2 separate regions of the Mus musculus genome follow, and region 1 is linked to region 2. A link is a loop called in an ENCODE intact Hi-C map of the cell type or tissue named here. Cell type or tissue: heart. All regions are shown on one strand.

Evidence for each region. A loop is a pair of places that touch in the nucleus more often than their neighbours do. Peaks named below come from ENCODE experiments on the same cell type or tissue, not always from the same donor. Only the 100,000 strongest peaks of a DNase experiment are listed, where the experiment ranks them.
Region 1: a loop joins it to region 2, with 2.4 times the contacts of the local background. A loop is called at or near these places in 5 of 42 quality-filtered maps.

Annotation. Positions count from the first base shown.
Region 1 is chr4:97,855,543-97,863,542 of GRCm38, reverse strand. All of the region lies in intron 2 of Nfia (nuclear factor I/A), which reads right to left. Gm19417 (a long non-coding RNA gene) reads left to right here. Exons shown (of 2, transcript XR_376437.4): 2 at 722-8,000. Among named protein-coding and RNA genes, the nearest start is that of Gm19417, 9.5 kb to the left of the region's middle. In heart, a CTCF peak has its summit at 3,853; DNase peaks (open chromatin) are centred at 2,942 and 3,902; H3K27ac peaks cover 370 bases.
Region 2 is chr4:97,790,066-97,798,065 of GRCm38, reverse strand. All of the region lies in intron 2 of Nfia (nuclear factor I/A), which reads right to left. Among named protein-coding and RNA genes, the nearest start is that of Nfia, 16 kb to the right of the region's middle. In heart, no CTCF peak of the experiment used is centred here; DNase peaks (open chromatin) are centred at 3,015 and 3,965.

The DNA.
Region 1 (8,000 bases), 65 kb before region 2:
CGTATGGGGAGTCTAGGGATGCAGAGTGGCATGCTCAGGAGCTAAGCTCTACTTCTCAGAGCAATAATCACAGGTATATTTAGCATCCATCAGGATTGAACTGGCCTGAACACAGCTGGTACCAGCTTTATTTGCTTATAAAGACTTCCTGTCCTGCCCCCAATTCTATACTTCCTGGGGTCACTTCCCAAATAAACTATGTAGACCCAAACCTTTGTCATGGAATCCACTCGGGAAGGAATATAAATTGATGAACAAGGACTGTTTTGAAACACATTGAAGACATGGTTTGGGGCCCACTGCCAAGAGTAACTTCTCTGCAGTGTTCTATGTGCATGGCTCCTATTGATCTTCCCAACAAGTGGACAATTCCAAGAAGACTGAAGCATACCCATGCTCCCAAACGAATTGCTGGAGACAGGTGCCCTTGACCCTCGAGTCCAGCCTGTGGCCATTATCCTTCAGGAGGTTACTTAAGCCTCCTTAGTGATTGTCAGCCCCTCCTATGAGCATGGGGAATGACAGCACCTATACCATGATAGGACCATGGGAAATGATATGCCATTTGTAAAAAGCACCTAGCATATAAAACAGAGTGTAGAATTAACTGTGAAGCTGAAAGAAAGCCAGCATAATTTCCCCAGATAGTAAGGAAATTATTCCTAAGACTTCAAAATTCTCAACATTTTTATTTTGTTGCTCACTGTTTTGTCTCTTTCAGCCTCTGAGTAACCAGGCCTAATCCAGGTGCTCTTGTGCATCCCTCTTTTTTGTGATGGAGCACCACCTCTCAAGTAATGGGCAACACTCGGCATCTCAGCTGACCTTCGTGACTTTTAAAGCATCCCTGCCTGCTTGATGATCTAGGAGACGTGGGCAGAGCAAATAACCATGGACCCACAGAAGATAGATGAGCTTTGGTGAGGTGCGGTACACCAGCTCATACTGAAGGAAGAGATGAATGGCGCCTAGAGAGCTGATTTACTGTCTGAAGATAAAGTCTCCTATAGATCTTCATTAAGATAATGCTAACTTCCCAAGGTTGATTTGCAAGAGTGGCTGCTGCATGGGACAAAAGACAAAAAAAAATAATAAAGTTTGCAAATGTCAAGGCCTTACGGGGCCAGTGCTGAGATGGTTTATCAAAGCCCCTCTTCATTCACAGTGGCTCAGGGGAGTCGGGATATCTTAAAAAGAGGATATATATATATAGACATAGATATAGATATATACACTACATGATATGCCAACTAATTTAATTTCTCTCTCTTACTATAAGCACTATGCAAAATAGTGTTCGAGCATTTATGGTAACATCGAGATATTTGCCTACCATTTATTTGCCTACTATTTATTTGAGATATCATCAGAACATCGACAGGTACACAACCCTTACATTATTATGATGCTGTTTGTTGTGAGTTCACAGAAGTACATTCCAGTTTATATATCCCCAAGGATTGTTAGAGTTTCTTACAAAGGATAGACAAGTTTTTGTTCTGACAAATGAAGAATGAATATAACATGAGAAGCTATAAAACTAACATCTCTTAGATATGTGGAGTACCCTGGGGTAAAAAAAAAAATGTCCTTTTCCATTTACTAATTGATACTTGCCTCTCTTCATCCTATAAAGGTCAATATTCAATTTAAAAAAATGTTTTACAAAACAAAAATGGTAAAATTTATAATGAAGAGAAAATGAACACACATTTCAGTTGTGCTGACATAGCCCTGGCTGAGATTTTTCTGTGTGGATTCTGGCCTCCCTCTTCAGTAAATGTAGCCTGAGGCACAGCTGCCTTGCTGTGTGCTACATAGGCCAGACCCTCTATCCACTTCCATTCCAGCCAAGCCTTTGACACTAGATTCCCACTTGTGTATTGACATCTAAGACTAGTACAACTTAAGGACTAGAGAGATAGCTCATTCAGGACCTGGTTTGGAATCTCTAGTACCCATGGAAAACTTGGGTAGGGCCTGCCTGTTACCTCAGCACTGAGACCACAGAGACAGGATTCCTGGAGCTCAGTAGCCAGCCAGTCTAGTCAACCCACAAGCTCTGGGTTCAGTCAGAGACTCTTCTTCAAAAACAAAGGTGGATATAGATAGCAATTAAGGAAAACACCTGACATTTACCTATGCTCCCCCCCCCCCCAAAACCCTGGAGGGAATACATACACACACAAGTGAGGCATATCCACATGTTCGTGTATACACACATATACTACACACACAAAAACAAATAAAAAGGAAAACAACTAAGTTAGGTTTTAAACTGTGCTTTTAATTCTGTCAGAAATCAGCTGGTGACTGTCATTTTTTTTCCCTCTCCATTGGACTGTGGGCTTCTCAATAGCGGAAATATGACTAATACAGAACTTAACACACATGAGTGTCAAAATGCTGAATGACTAAGTGAGAAAATGACTAGTGAAGTAACTATAAAGGAAGAGGCGGCCGAAGCAGGTACAGAAGATGGCCAACAACATGTGATCCTCTCTGACATCACTCAGGTAGACTAGAACCCATGGCTAGCAAACGCACAAGCCCCGCCTCCCACATTATTCCTTCCTGTGCTGCAGGGTTAGTGTTTTGTTTTTGTGTTTTGCTTTGTAGTTGTTCAGGAAATAAGGGAAGAATAGCAGGTCCCCAGGGTTTACAAGAGTCATGAGTAGCCGGTGCTGTCCCCTAAGAGTCGGCTCTAATGATATCCCCCCACTTACCCTACTATGCCTCTCAAAATCTTAAAATCATAATAAACTCCAGAACCAAGTAATCTCAGTTTAAAAAGCAACTACAGATAATGTTTGGTGATTGGTTCTGTAATGTGATAAAATTTACAGTGTGTTTTTTAAGTCATTTAACTGGAGCTGGGAAGGAGGCCACACACCAATAACACAGTGCAGCTGCAGAGCTGCAGAGGGTCCTCCCCACCGCATGCCACAACGTTCTCAAAGACTGAATCATGTCTGGTTGGGTCCTGTCAAAAGTTTACTCATGGATCTCAGCTGTCACAACCTAAAACATGACTTTAGCTTCAGGGCGTGTGGTCTAGCAAAAGCCAAGATCTCAGTTCTCCATCCTGCTCTAAGAACCAGACTCCCCTGAATTTCTGGTCCCTGATTTATCTGCTTATTGGTAGGTGGTTTTTGTTATTATTGCTCTTTTGGGGATTGCTGGGTTTTTGTTTTTTTGTTTGTTGGTTGGTTTGACTTTTGTTTTCTGTTTGCTTTTGGTTTCTTTTTCTTTTCTTTTCTTCTTTCTTTCTTTCTTTCTTTCTTTCTTTCTTTCTTTCTTTCTTTCTTTCTTCCTTCTTTTTTTTTTTTTGAAACCTTATTGTTTTGTTTTCTCCATTGCTGAGAACATAACTGGGTAGCACCTAGAAAGTGCTCTACCACTGAGCTCCATCACCAGCCAGTCCCTTTCTGCTCTTCCATTTCACTGTATGGTATCACGACAACAGGAAGGCCGCTTCTGTTTTTCTCAGGTTTCTAAAGTGAACATCACATTCTGGGCTGGTGGCTGGTTTTGGACCCCTGAGGAGCAGATTCACTTATTCAAGTCTTCCCTCCCTAACCCAATGCTGGATGAAACAGGAGCATCGAATTCTTCTAAACTCTATAGTACACCCTCTCTCTGCTCCTTTCACCGATTCATAATTGGATGTGGAATTCCCCAACCTATTTCATCAAAAGTCCATTTCATTTCAAAACCACGTGGAAAGCAAAAGAAACCATCTGCTTTGTGAAGCGTCAGCACACACAAGGCTTTCAGGGCAGGTAGTGGTGTGTGGGAAAGGCCTTCACAACAGCTTTGCATGCTACCCTGGCCTGCTGAGGGTGCATGTGTTTCACAACCACCAGGGAAGGCTGGGAACAGACCCAGGGCAGGGTTTCTGTTACTACATTTAGCTATTGCCTCTCCATCTGCAAAATGCCCTCACCTCGTAACTCAACTCTTCTTTTAGCTCTCACACGTGAGGGGAAGAGAGTCAAGATGGATGGAAGCAGAGCAATAATGCAATAGCAGTGCCTCAGGCTGAGACCAAATCCAGTGCTCTCATCAGCTCTGGCCTGATTCCTGTCTCTGCTGGCTCATCCCTAATACAGAATACTTTACTGAGAATGCACCGAGAACTGGTTGCTATGTCATGAAATTCATGTGTCAACTTCACCAATTCCCTAAGGTACCATCTTTAGACCAGCTTCAGAGAAAGGAAACCAAGCCTGAAAAAAGAGCTGCCTGCCCCAAACTGAACAGTCAGAAAGTGACATGGCTGGGTTATCTGGCTATGACTCTGACATCCTCTTTGGAACATCATGACACCCAGCTCAGAAAGGTAAGAGGAAGGAAATGAAGGGCAATCAGAAAGAGTGAGTGGTAAGGGACAGCCTGGGAATGAATAAAATGGATCCTTGCTCTCCTCTCCTGTGGGTAGATTTCAGGTCTCTATAGGAGAACAAAGGCCCTCTACTCTGGGGAAAATATACAGACTGAAACTTCCATTCATTTGTAAATGTGCACCTTCCAAAGAATTCCCATACAACTTGTCTGTGTGTCATCTTTGCCACAAAACCTGTTGTGGTCAGAGAAAAGAAGAGAAATCGCAGGCGTGGAGTCAAGATCTTGCCCCATCACACTCGTGGTGGGTAAGGAGTACAGGAGGCCAGCACACCTCCCTCTCAGCTGTCCTTTAGCTTCCTTTTCCTGAACCAACAGCTTCTTTCCTAAATGAGCAACAAAAGCTCTGGGCCAGCATCAAACCTCAGGGGCTCTGGCCTCTGTCATTTAGTAGCTGTGAAGCCTTGAACAGGATTTACAGGCACTTGGGCTACAGGTCCCTCATCTCTCATTTGGAGGTAACAGTACCTATTCTCTCTATTACATGGTGTTGTCAGAAAAATCAAACGAGAAAATGGATGTGAAGAGTCCCTTTGAAAACTGCAAATACTATACGAATATAAAGGATTATTATTTTTTGGGTCCAATAAAACTTTCTCAGTTGAATGAGCCCTGTGTAGATGGATGGTCAAGTTTTAATAACCAAGAAAAACGCTCCGATTCTTGAAACAATTTACAGAGCTACTCACTCCCAGTAAAGGACACTGGTTATAAAATGACTTAAATCAGCACTCTCTGCCATCTTCTAGACATAAATTGTTACTGGCTGAGGATAGGTAGCAAAATGGCTATTTTCAAGACACACAGCCTTTGACTATAAAATGCTGATCTTCCCTAGTCTAGAACATGGAACATGGAGCAAGGTAGGAAAACAAAGGCTACTGGTATTTAAAGAATGGGTGCCCTTATCTCCACAGTGCCCAGGAGACTACAAATGCTCAAACCAGATTCTCATTAAATATTTCAAGGATGTTAGTCAGAGCCAGATCAACTCTGTTATGCACCAACAGGCTGGCTTTATCCTCAAACCAATCATAAATAAACTTCTAAATACAGCCTGTTCAAAACACGTATTTCAAAAAGTATTACCAACCTTTATGCAATCTGTCACTAGCATGTACCAAATTCATTTAAAGCTACCTTCTGTAGAGATGAGCCACACTCTTGCGGCCACTTGTATTTGGAATAGAGGTTCATACAGTATTATTTTTAATAACGTCTAACGTTATTCCTTTCTCTTTAGGAGACAGAAATTCACTGCCAAACACACTGCTTCCATTCACAAGATTATTTATGGCAGAGATAATTGAATTCTGGTCACATGACTAAGGAAGACTAGGTTGAGAGTGGAAAGAACCCAACCATAATTTCTAGAGAGATCCATAAATCACTGCTTTCTTCCCCTGGAGGTTGAAGTCCTCAGAGCTCTATGGATTCTTCCCTGGCATTTATCCCCAGTTGGGAAACATCACTGAAATTCCTTTCTATGTTCAGTGGCAAAACTCTTAAGGTAGATACACTGAAATTACTCTCTATATTGGTCTTTGAGAATGCCAATGGGGCTCAGAGGAAATCCCACCCTTTTCCATAGGCCAAATGTTCCTGTCTCTCTTACAAGCAGTTTGAAGAGCAAATCAGAATTAAGTGTACAAGCCTATTCCAGTACTCTCTTTCCCCCTAACAAAATGAGCCACCTTCCAGAAGCACATGACAAGCACAGCACGACAGACACGGTAGCCATAGGTGGCAAAGTCTCGTGATCGTTCTCACATCTATCAGCAGTATTCAGCCATTCCTTAAAGAAGATAGACTCAAAGCCCGCCCTAAACAAGGAATTTCTCCCTGTTTGTCCACTCTGTGTTCTACCAGACTTGGGACTTGAATGATTCAATCTGCTTGCATTACAGATAGCATTTATAGATCTTTGCACTTCTTGGCTAAGTCTAAGAAGTTACTAAGCTGCTTGGTTACTTTCAAAATATCTTCAGCTTATTCTCAAAATACAAATGCAAGGAATGTTGTCCAGCTACAAGGTATATAGGAAATATGCTTCTTGCCTGAGGAAATGATTTCTTAAATAGATCACATTTCCATTTGCTTGGCCTCTTAATTCAAGTAGATGGGTAAACAGTACCATCCTATACGTTTTAGTCTGGAATAATTTTAGCATTTTAAAATTTCTCTAGTTTTTTTTTTAATTTATGTTTCCGAGAATATAATAATTAGAATTTTATAAAAGACCATGAATGAGAGAAAGTGGAGGAGTAAGCAAATATTCCATGGTTCCAGCATCAACAGCTATGAGACCAAACAGCCAAGCGTTTGAGTGTGCATGCCAGTGGAGAGCAGCGTGCACATCATTCCCGTTTGACCATAGGCAGAAGCACATAAAGTAGCATGGACACCGTCTTCTATAAGCTCCCGTCCTTTTCTATTGAGGAAACAATCTCTCTCTCCCGTCCTCTCTCTTAAACAAACTAAGAGACCTGTCACTGTCTTATTAATAAAAGAAAGTCTGTTCCTTTAAAGGCTCGGCAAACCCTGACACCTTTGCCAGTGCTCCATCCATGAGGCTAGGTCAGCCTTGTGACGAGTATCCACCCATCAAGGCGGCAGTGAGAGTAATATTTGCTCGTTGCAGACCATCTCCTAAGGTTCCTACCACAGCCATGAAGAAGAGTTTTGCCAGAAAGAAATATGTGGTGCACGCATCCTGTAGTTATCAGAAGGATCAGTGGAGAAAGACTTTACCCAGAGGCAAAAGCGCACTAATCCTTAACATCTCAAAACCTTACAATATCTGCAGTGCTGGGAAATGACTAATACTGGGTGCCTGCCTAGGCCTTTACTAGCAATGTAAGTTTCTGGCCCAATCTTACAACATCAGCCTTGGCTATAACTTGCCCAGGTGCACCACAGCAGCCAGGAGTCTAACCTAGGCTTTCCTCTACGCCTACGTTCACAGCTGTCTCTCCTCCTCCCCACCAGGCAAATGATTCTGAACCGCCATGAACTCGTCAAGCAATGTACCTCCACTTAATCAAGCCTTTAGGGAGATCACTCAACTTCTTTTGGGTCAGAGGTGCCTTTGAATACCCAATGAGAATGACAGTTGATAGTACTAGAGACTGTGTGAATGAGTTCTCCAAGATAGCTCTATGGGTCCAGATGAGGACTCCACCAGACTGTGTACAGGTTCTCTGCACAGTTCAGATTGGCTATCTACGTCATTTGTGACCATGCCTTCCAAGAGACAGGCAGGACAAACACCCAAATCCTAGAGAGCGAGAAAGGCCAAGTTCACAGTGTCACAGCAAATGGAACTAAGGAGCTGTGAGCCAGAACAAACTCTTTCTCCCTTAGGTTGCTTTGTTCTTTGTCATCGCAACAGCTACAGGAATGGAGCTCACCTGGAATACAAGGCAGAGGACTACAGAGCCCAACCAGACAGAAATGGTGGAGCCCTTCTCACATTCAGTTGAGCCCACAGAAACATCAGGAAGAGCTGGCTGTTACAATACAGGCTGAAGTACAAATGAATTCTCCAGAGAGAAATGGGGGTGGCAGTAAGGAGGAGCACTCCTGGAGGGAGGCTG
Region 2 (8,000 bases):
CTCCTCTTGGTCATAATTCAACCAGGTGAAGAAAGATGCTGTGGTATACACACTCAGTGCCAGGTCCTCTGCTGTCCTACATGGGGAAATCCAAAACGACACAAGCCTGGCCCTGCCCAGAAAGAACGCACAGCCCAGTTTGGAAGACAGTTTTATCATGACACGGGATGTGATCCTGGAGTATTAACATAGTGCTTGTGGATGTCAGGGATACACTGCAAAGGATCCTCAGCTCAAGTGGGGATGAAAAGAACGCTTCCTTGAGGAGATAAGAATACAGCCGAGTATTAATAACGTTAGCCAAGTAAAAAGTGGGCTAGGACATAAGAAACAAAACATGCATGCATACGTTGCAATTGAAATTTCATGGGTAGAAGCCTGCAGCAGGCAGGAAGGAAAGCAGGGAGGCCCTGGGTGCTCCATACACAGAATCTTTATTCCTGTTTCCCCATATGACTTCTCTGATTTCAAGGAGAGCTGGGTTCAATAGTTAACTCTGAAAGGTCATTTTACCCACCTTACTCAGCTGAATTGGTCAAATTCCAGTTAGCAGAATTTAAATGCTGTATCTGTTATCCTGCTTACAAATGAACTACATAGTAACAGCATCGTTAAAGGGGGTCTTGTCTCATGTCCAAGCCAGTCCTCAACACTGAGTTCCTTAAGTCCTAAAATGCTCTCCAACCCCAACTCCTCCCTCCTGAAGTTCAAAGAATCAAAGATCCTTTGGTTACTGAAATATCATCCTGGTGGGAATATGCAGATGGGGATTAACTCCAATTTCTAAGACAAGCTATGCTTTTTCCAGATGTTGGGCGGAGCTTTTGAAAGAGAATAATACTCTGAAACAATGTCCTTCGTAAAGACTCTAAAACCAGAAATGGTGTTAATGGCATTATTACAAACTCAGTTCCAACTTGACTATACATATTTAGAAATACATAATGTTAGGACATTAGGAAAGATTGTCTATCACTATCCACTGTTACTGGTATTATGTGAGATGAGATAGGAGACAAGCAATGAAACTGTAATACTTTCCAGCATTACAAACAAAATAAACAAACAAAAACAAGTGGGGTGAGAGACAAAGAGTAAGATTCTAAAGATTAAGGGCAAAGACAGATTTTGAAATTTTAAAAACTTTCATTATTTGGGAATAAGATAACTCTTAAGTAAAGGATATACAAAATATTTCTAAAACCATCAGGCACACTCTGTCATTTGTATATACAGGTTATCTAATCCGAAGGCGATGTGGTTTTCTTTTCCCTGGAGGATCTGAACTGCTAACATCCCATGGACTGTATCAAGTTTGCTTCACTTCTCTTGCTGACTGTTAAACAAAGAGCTTCGTCTTGAGTTTCATGACGTCCCACATGCTCCTGAGACTAATCCCCACCCATTTTTATTTACAGTGCTCGGGACAAGTTTCTATGACAATCCCGTGCCATTCTGTAACTGTATGCGCTGCATTTTCTGAGTTTTGAGCTTAATTGTAGGACAAATTATTTGTTCTATGATTGGTACAGAGAGACGCGCACACCGGGGTGGTGGTAGAAACAGATTTCACTTTCAGATTAAACAACAAGCAAATAAAATAGAGAAAAACAAACCCCAGCATATGCTATTGGGACCAGCAGATTTATGCTCTTCTTTTGTTACCTCATATATGAGACCTGGAACCTTTCTCCTATTTCTGACCACTGTCTACACATGCTCCTATAGACCCTCCAGCCACCCCATTACCACACTGGTCACAGCAGCCCTGGGTGCTCTCTATGCAAACGCAATGCAACCTGCACCTGCCATCTTTTATCGGAAAGGAAAGGCAAAGCAGATCCAGACCCCTGGCAACCTCAGACCCTCATCAGTGTGCAAGTCCTGCCATTGCTGACTTTCAGAGAGGGAGCAGAATTCGGATTGTAGGAAGCGGCACCACTGAAATCTGGCTGTGTGTTAGGGACCTCCACCAACTGCCAAATGAATTCCCCACAGCTTGCTCTCCAAGGCTTCCCTTCCTTTCTGTTTTCCACTCTAGTTCTCCCGGTGTTTTGTTTTTCTGTAACTCTATTTGTTTCACACTTCATCATTACAAGGAAGATGTCAGAGAGGGGGGGGGAGGAAGTCTGTCTGTCTGTCTATGTCTCACTGTTCAGTGGCTTGCTCTAGAGAAAACATCATAGCGGTCAGCTTCTAAGAAACAGAAAGCTTGGGCCCTCTTTCGGAACATTTACACAGACATTTCTGACACAAAAGATTCTTGAACACATAATAGAAATACAGTCAAATGTTACAAATCTCAATGTGCAGCATTTATTTTATTTTTAAAAAAAAAACAACACAGGGGCCAGTGAGACAGCTCCGTTCCTAATGGTGCTAAGCAGGCAAACCAGGGGAGCGGAGCTCCTCGCCTGGAACCCACATAAAGGTGGAAAGAGCAAAGTGATTCCACAAAGTTTTTTTCTCTCTCTCCCTCTCTCTCCCTCCCTCTCTCTCTCTTCCCCCTCTATCTCTCCTTCTCTCTCTCCCTCTCTCTCTTTCTCTTCCCCTCTCTCTACTTCTCTCTCTCCCTCTCCCTCCCTTTCTCTCTCCTTCTCGCGCGCTCTCTCTCTCCACACACACACATGCACATATACACACACACACATACACACACACAGGTATATACACAAACATACCATAGCATGCACCCTCCCCCTACATCCCCATCATGCAAACATAGACATGTACACACAATTTTTTTTTAAAAATTAAAACAACTGGTTCTACAAATGTTTAAAGACTCCACACAGTCTATTAATTAGGAAGACCCTAGTGTAAAATTATCAAAATATTTGAAATCTTAATATCTGAAGAAATTATACCTAAGAAAGTTGTTGCATGGTATGTTCTTCTATCTTGGGAACCTAGTACCATGCAGAGACCGTAAGAACTGATGTTTGATGACTCAATGGCCAGCGCCATGGTAAAATCTGTCAAGAGAGGCAGCCAAACTGACCTCACTAGCCAGTATCAGCCAGAGCATCCCTGGGATGCAGCTGCTGTGTGACTCATACAGAATCTTCCATCACACAGCTTCTGGGAAGCAAGAGCTTCGGTTTTCTGCCTATGAAATAAAGGCCCAGGCCTCCGAACTTTCTTCAAGGTAAGAAAACAAAATTAATACAAACACAGACAACATTCTGGGTGGTTTCTTACTACATTTTTAAGCTTTTAAATAAACAATGGATTTCAAGATTATCTTGAGAGTCCTGGAGAACATTTCTTGTTTTTGTTTGTTTGTTTGTTTGTTTGTACTACGATAAATTCAGAAGCAGAGCTTAGAACTTGATGTGTTGTCGATATCTCTGAGATAAAAAGAAGATCCAGAAGAGCAATCGACTAACCATCATACCGGGGCCTAGTTCCTCAACCTGCTTCCTACTATATACAGGCACTTATAAGAACTCTTCAACTCAGATGTTAAGGTTAAGTGGAGCGCCAGTAAGATAATACATATGAAAATACTAGGTAGATACCGCATCTAAGGAACACAAGCATGGGATCTGAGAGACTTGGCTTAAATGCCGGCTCTCTTCTTTCCTAATCATCAGACTTGAGTGTGTTCTGTCCCTGTTGCCTGACAAGGGCAGTCACAGTCTCCTGAGCACATCTATCCTCCAACAAACACACAACAAGAACAACTCACCCAGACTGGAAGTCAGAAACGAAACAAAGTAAAGACAAACAAGTTCATGTAAAAATCAAAGAAACCCGTATCCACGATGGCTGAAACTTCACCACGCCATGGTACCCAAATACACAAACCTCTCTGGCTGTCCCGTGTTTTGAGTCTGTAAAGGAAGGCTCTACAGCAAAACAAGAGAAAGCCTGTGAGCTCGCCTGTAAACTAAGGGACCGCGTAAGAGCGCCCAGGTGGAGTCATCCGGCCCTCTACCCTCTGCCTGCCCCACAAGTCAGCTGGCTAAGGACCTGCGGTACTCCCTTGTCACTCTGTACCCAGTCACCTCCCAAGCACAACTGGAAATGAAGCCAAAGCTAGGCACAGCCAGTCTCCACAGAGAAAAACTCAAAATGTCTCCCTTTGAAGAATCACAAAGCTTTTGTTTGAAACCTCTGACCTTTCTAGAGAAATCAGTCACAGTAGTTTAAAAATGTAGGTGGCATAAGGACAAAGCATGCCATTTATCCACTTTGGGTGGTTTTCGTCTTTTCTGTGAGACACACATCTTTAGAACAATTATGTCTTTCACTGTAACATTTCAGCCAAAAAAATTTCTCACAAAAAACATATGTGTGTATATATATTATATATAACCTTACACATAATATGTATTCTGAACTTGGCAAGATGTTATACTTTTAAAATTTTTACCCCTACCTCATTTTATTGAAGCTCTAGAGAGATAAAAATTTTAAAACATCAAAAAAATTCATTAAAAATGTAAACATGGTAATTGTTTTCAATATGCTATTTGTGTGTGTGTGTGAGAGAGAGAGAGAGAAAGAGAGACAGAGAGAGAGAGAGAGAGAGCAAGCATGACATGGGGGAGCACATTGCTGTGGTACAGGTGTGGAGGTGTGGAGGTCAGGGGACAACTTTGTGGAGTTAAGTTCTCCATGAATGTTTCAGGAATCAAACACATGTCACCAGACTTTGAGCTAACTCGCCAGCCCAGAGTGCTATACTTTTGATTCAGAAGGGTGATGGTAGTTATTTTCAAAGGTACATTAAGAATAAATTCTAACAAAAAATCCTTGTCACTTATTGATAGGTCATAAAAGCCCCACAATGACTGTTTTTGCTTACAGACACACATGGCACAGCATGGGAACTACGATAGAAAACAGAAACCTCTTTACCATTTACAAAAAGAGAAGGGAGACCACTGACTAAATGAATCCAGCAGCAATTTCAGGAACTCACTAATCTTATAGGATACACACCCACCAAAAGTCCTTGTCACAGTCCTACAAAGACACAAGCATTGTTCATGCAAGCGACTTGGCGGCCAGATTCTCACCTAGAGTCCTTCTTGGCACACACTTTAATCTTAAATAAGATAATATTGCAAACATACTCTTGAGTCCATCATTTCAAAAATCTTAAAAACATACTATTAGAAATGAAACCCATTAGCATATGACAGACATGATGACCAAGTGCTCAGTCCTAGTATTCAGGAGGCTGAGACAGGCTGATCTGAGTTCCAGGCTAGCCTAGTCTACACAGCCAGTTCCAGACTAGCCTAGTCTACACAGCCAGTTCCAGGCTAGCCTAGTCTATACAGCCAGTTCCAGGCTAGCCTAGTCTATACAGCCAGTTCCAGGCTAGCCTAGTCTACACAGCCAGTTCCAGGCTAACCTAGTCTATACAGCCAGTTCCAGGCTAGCCTAGTCTATACAGCCAGTTCCAGGCTAGCCTAGTCTATACAGCCAGTTCCAGGACAGCACAAGGAAACCTTGTCTCAAATAAATAAATAAATAAATAAATAAATAAATAAATAAATAAATAAATAAATAAATAAATATAAATTTAAAAAATTAAAACAAAACCAAACCCCCCAAACCAAAAACAAAACAAATAAATAAAAAGAAACAAAACACAAACAAACAAAAGCATCAGCATAAAGGATATCTGTGATGTTTAATGCTGATGTGCTAGTATAACAGAACCCTCACAATGGTGCAATAGGGAGCTGCAGAGATAACATGCAGACACACCATACCTTATATTCTATAGCAAGCTTTGATGGGATCCTACCCCACACTCATTTAGAATGTTCCACAGTGGCATAGAGAAGGGCACCAGGTCACTTCAGCTCATCTGTCCTGTCTATGTCCCTCTTTTAAACTGGCTTCTTCTGCAATAAACACTTTCCTAAAACTTGGTGAGAGTTTGTCACCCTAAGGCTTTTATGTCAGCTTCTTTGCATGTCAATAGAAGATCTGAGAGTGACACTATAGAATCCTGCATGTACAATAATCACTCTGTGCAGGAGCTTAAACTTAGGTAAGTAATCCCTTTAAGATTAAAATATACATAATTATAAATGCCTCCAGCAGGAAAAGACACCCACACATCAACATAGGTGAGATGGCTACAAATTTATGATATTAAGAAATTTGTCTCTGATTTTGAAAAGACAGTAAATGCTGACACTGTAATTCTACTGTCCTTGTTATTTGCCAGCAAATACCATTTCCCTGGGAATATGTGAATATTCCCATCCAGAACAAGCTGTGTGACTTACTGTAGATACTTTCTACAATAGCATGATGTAATATGCTACCCAGTCCTGGGCTAGCAAGAACAGAATAAAGTCGCCCAGACAACAGCATCAAGAACAGCAGCCTAGCATGGCAAGTGCTTCAGTTTCACAGAATTTTTAAAATAACCCCCTCCTCTCTTTCTTGACCTTTTAAGAGAGGACCTAGTTCTATTGCCCAAGCTAGCAAACCTCCTGCCTCAGCCTAAAGAATGCAGAGATAACAGGAGTGATTTTTCCATACCCAGCCTAGTAATTATCTTTTTAATTTATAGAGTATTTCAAGATAGGCATGATGACACATACTTTTAATCCCACCACTTGGGAGTCAGAGGCAGGCAGATCTCTGTGCCTTCAGCCTTGCCTAAATCAATAAATCCTAGGGCAGTCGGGGCTACACAGTGAGACCCTGTCTCATAGGTAAATAAGTGATATTTCTGTTTTATTTAATAAAAGTTCAAGTCAGTAGCTGATTTAAATACACCTTAGAAGAATTAATACGTTCAAAAAAACCCCAATGTGTTTTAAATTGTAGTGGTTGGTCTTTTTATTCTATTTACAGTGGTAAAATTCGCATTGTGTGGGTTTTAGGTTTTACACTACAGCCATTAAGAGCTAATCTTGGCTGGGCATGGCATTACATGCCTTTAATCCCTGGGTCTACAGAATGAGTTCCAGGATAGCCAGGGCTACACAGAGAAACCTGTCTCAAAAAAAAAAAAAAAAAAAAAAAAAAAGTGTTCTCTGAGCCTGAAAAAAAAAAAAAACTTGTATAAATTTCAAAAATTAAAATAAGGGCATTAAAATCAATCATCTGTTTTTGTATTTTTCTATTTTAATTTTTAAAAATTAAAGTAATAAAGTTCCTCTTATGGAACATGATTTTTGCTTTCTTTTATATTATTGACATAAAACCAGAGGCAAATTTCAAAGCAAAACAATTTTTTTAATTTTAAAATTAAATCATTAGAGGTTTAAAATATTATTCCCTGTACATATATAAGCATGTCAAATTTTCATATATGTGTTAAATTTAATTTTTAGGTAATATTTGGTTTAATATTCAATGTCATCTGAAAGTATCTAGAACTCATTAATCTAAATGTATCTTTTAAAAAATTATTTTAAACCTGTTTAAAAATACATGTATTCACATCACCATTCTAAAAGAGACTTATTTCTTAATAAGTCACTCCAGAATTTTGACCCTAACTCTGACAGGAGACCATTTTTCTCCTAACCAACTTCGTCTCTTCTATGGCTAAGACTTGAACTGTTGAGGAAATTATCCCCACGAAAAGGTTTAGCTTTTGACGGTCCTGCTGTGTGACACTGCTTAAATGGAGCCTGTTGCAAAAACACAAGCTATGAGATGGTCTAAGGTGGGTTTAGATGGCTTTTAAAACAATAATTTTTGACTCAGCAGGCCTGCCTGGATGTCACTCTGCAGGCTGCTCTTGTGAGTTTTGTTACTTAGGATACCAGTGTGAGGAAAGAGTTAAAGGGTGAAAGAAGGAGGGAAGGAAAAGAAAAGAAAGAGCGAGTGGAGTGTCGGGAATAGTCTGAGGTAGGCCGCTAGCCTAGCAATGTGGGGATGCGCAGCACTGGAAAAATAAAATGAAGTTCAAAAGAGCAAGCTGAGTATAGTGAACTCGGTACAGTGTCGGCTGTGGCTCAGACATGCCAAGCTGTCCCTTTCCTTTGGGCTCCGTACCTGTACTCCCAGTT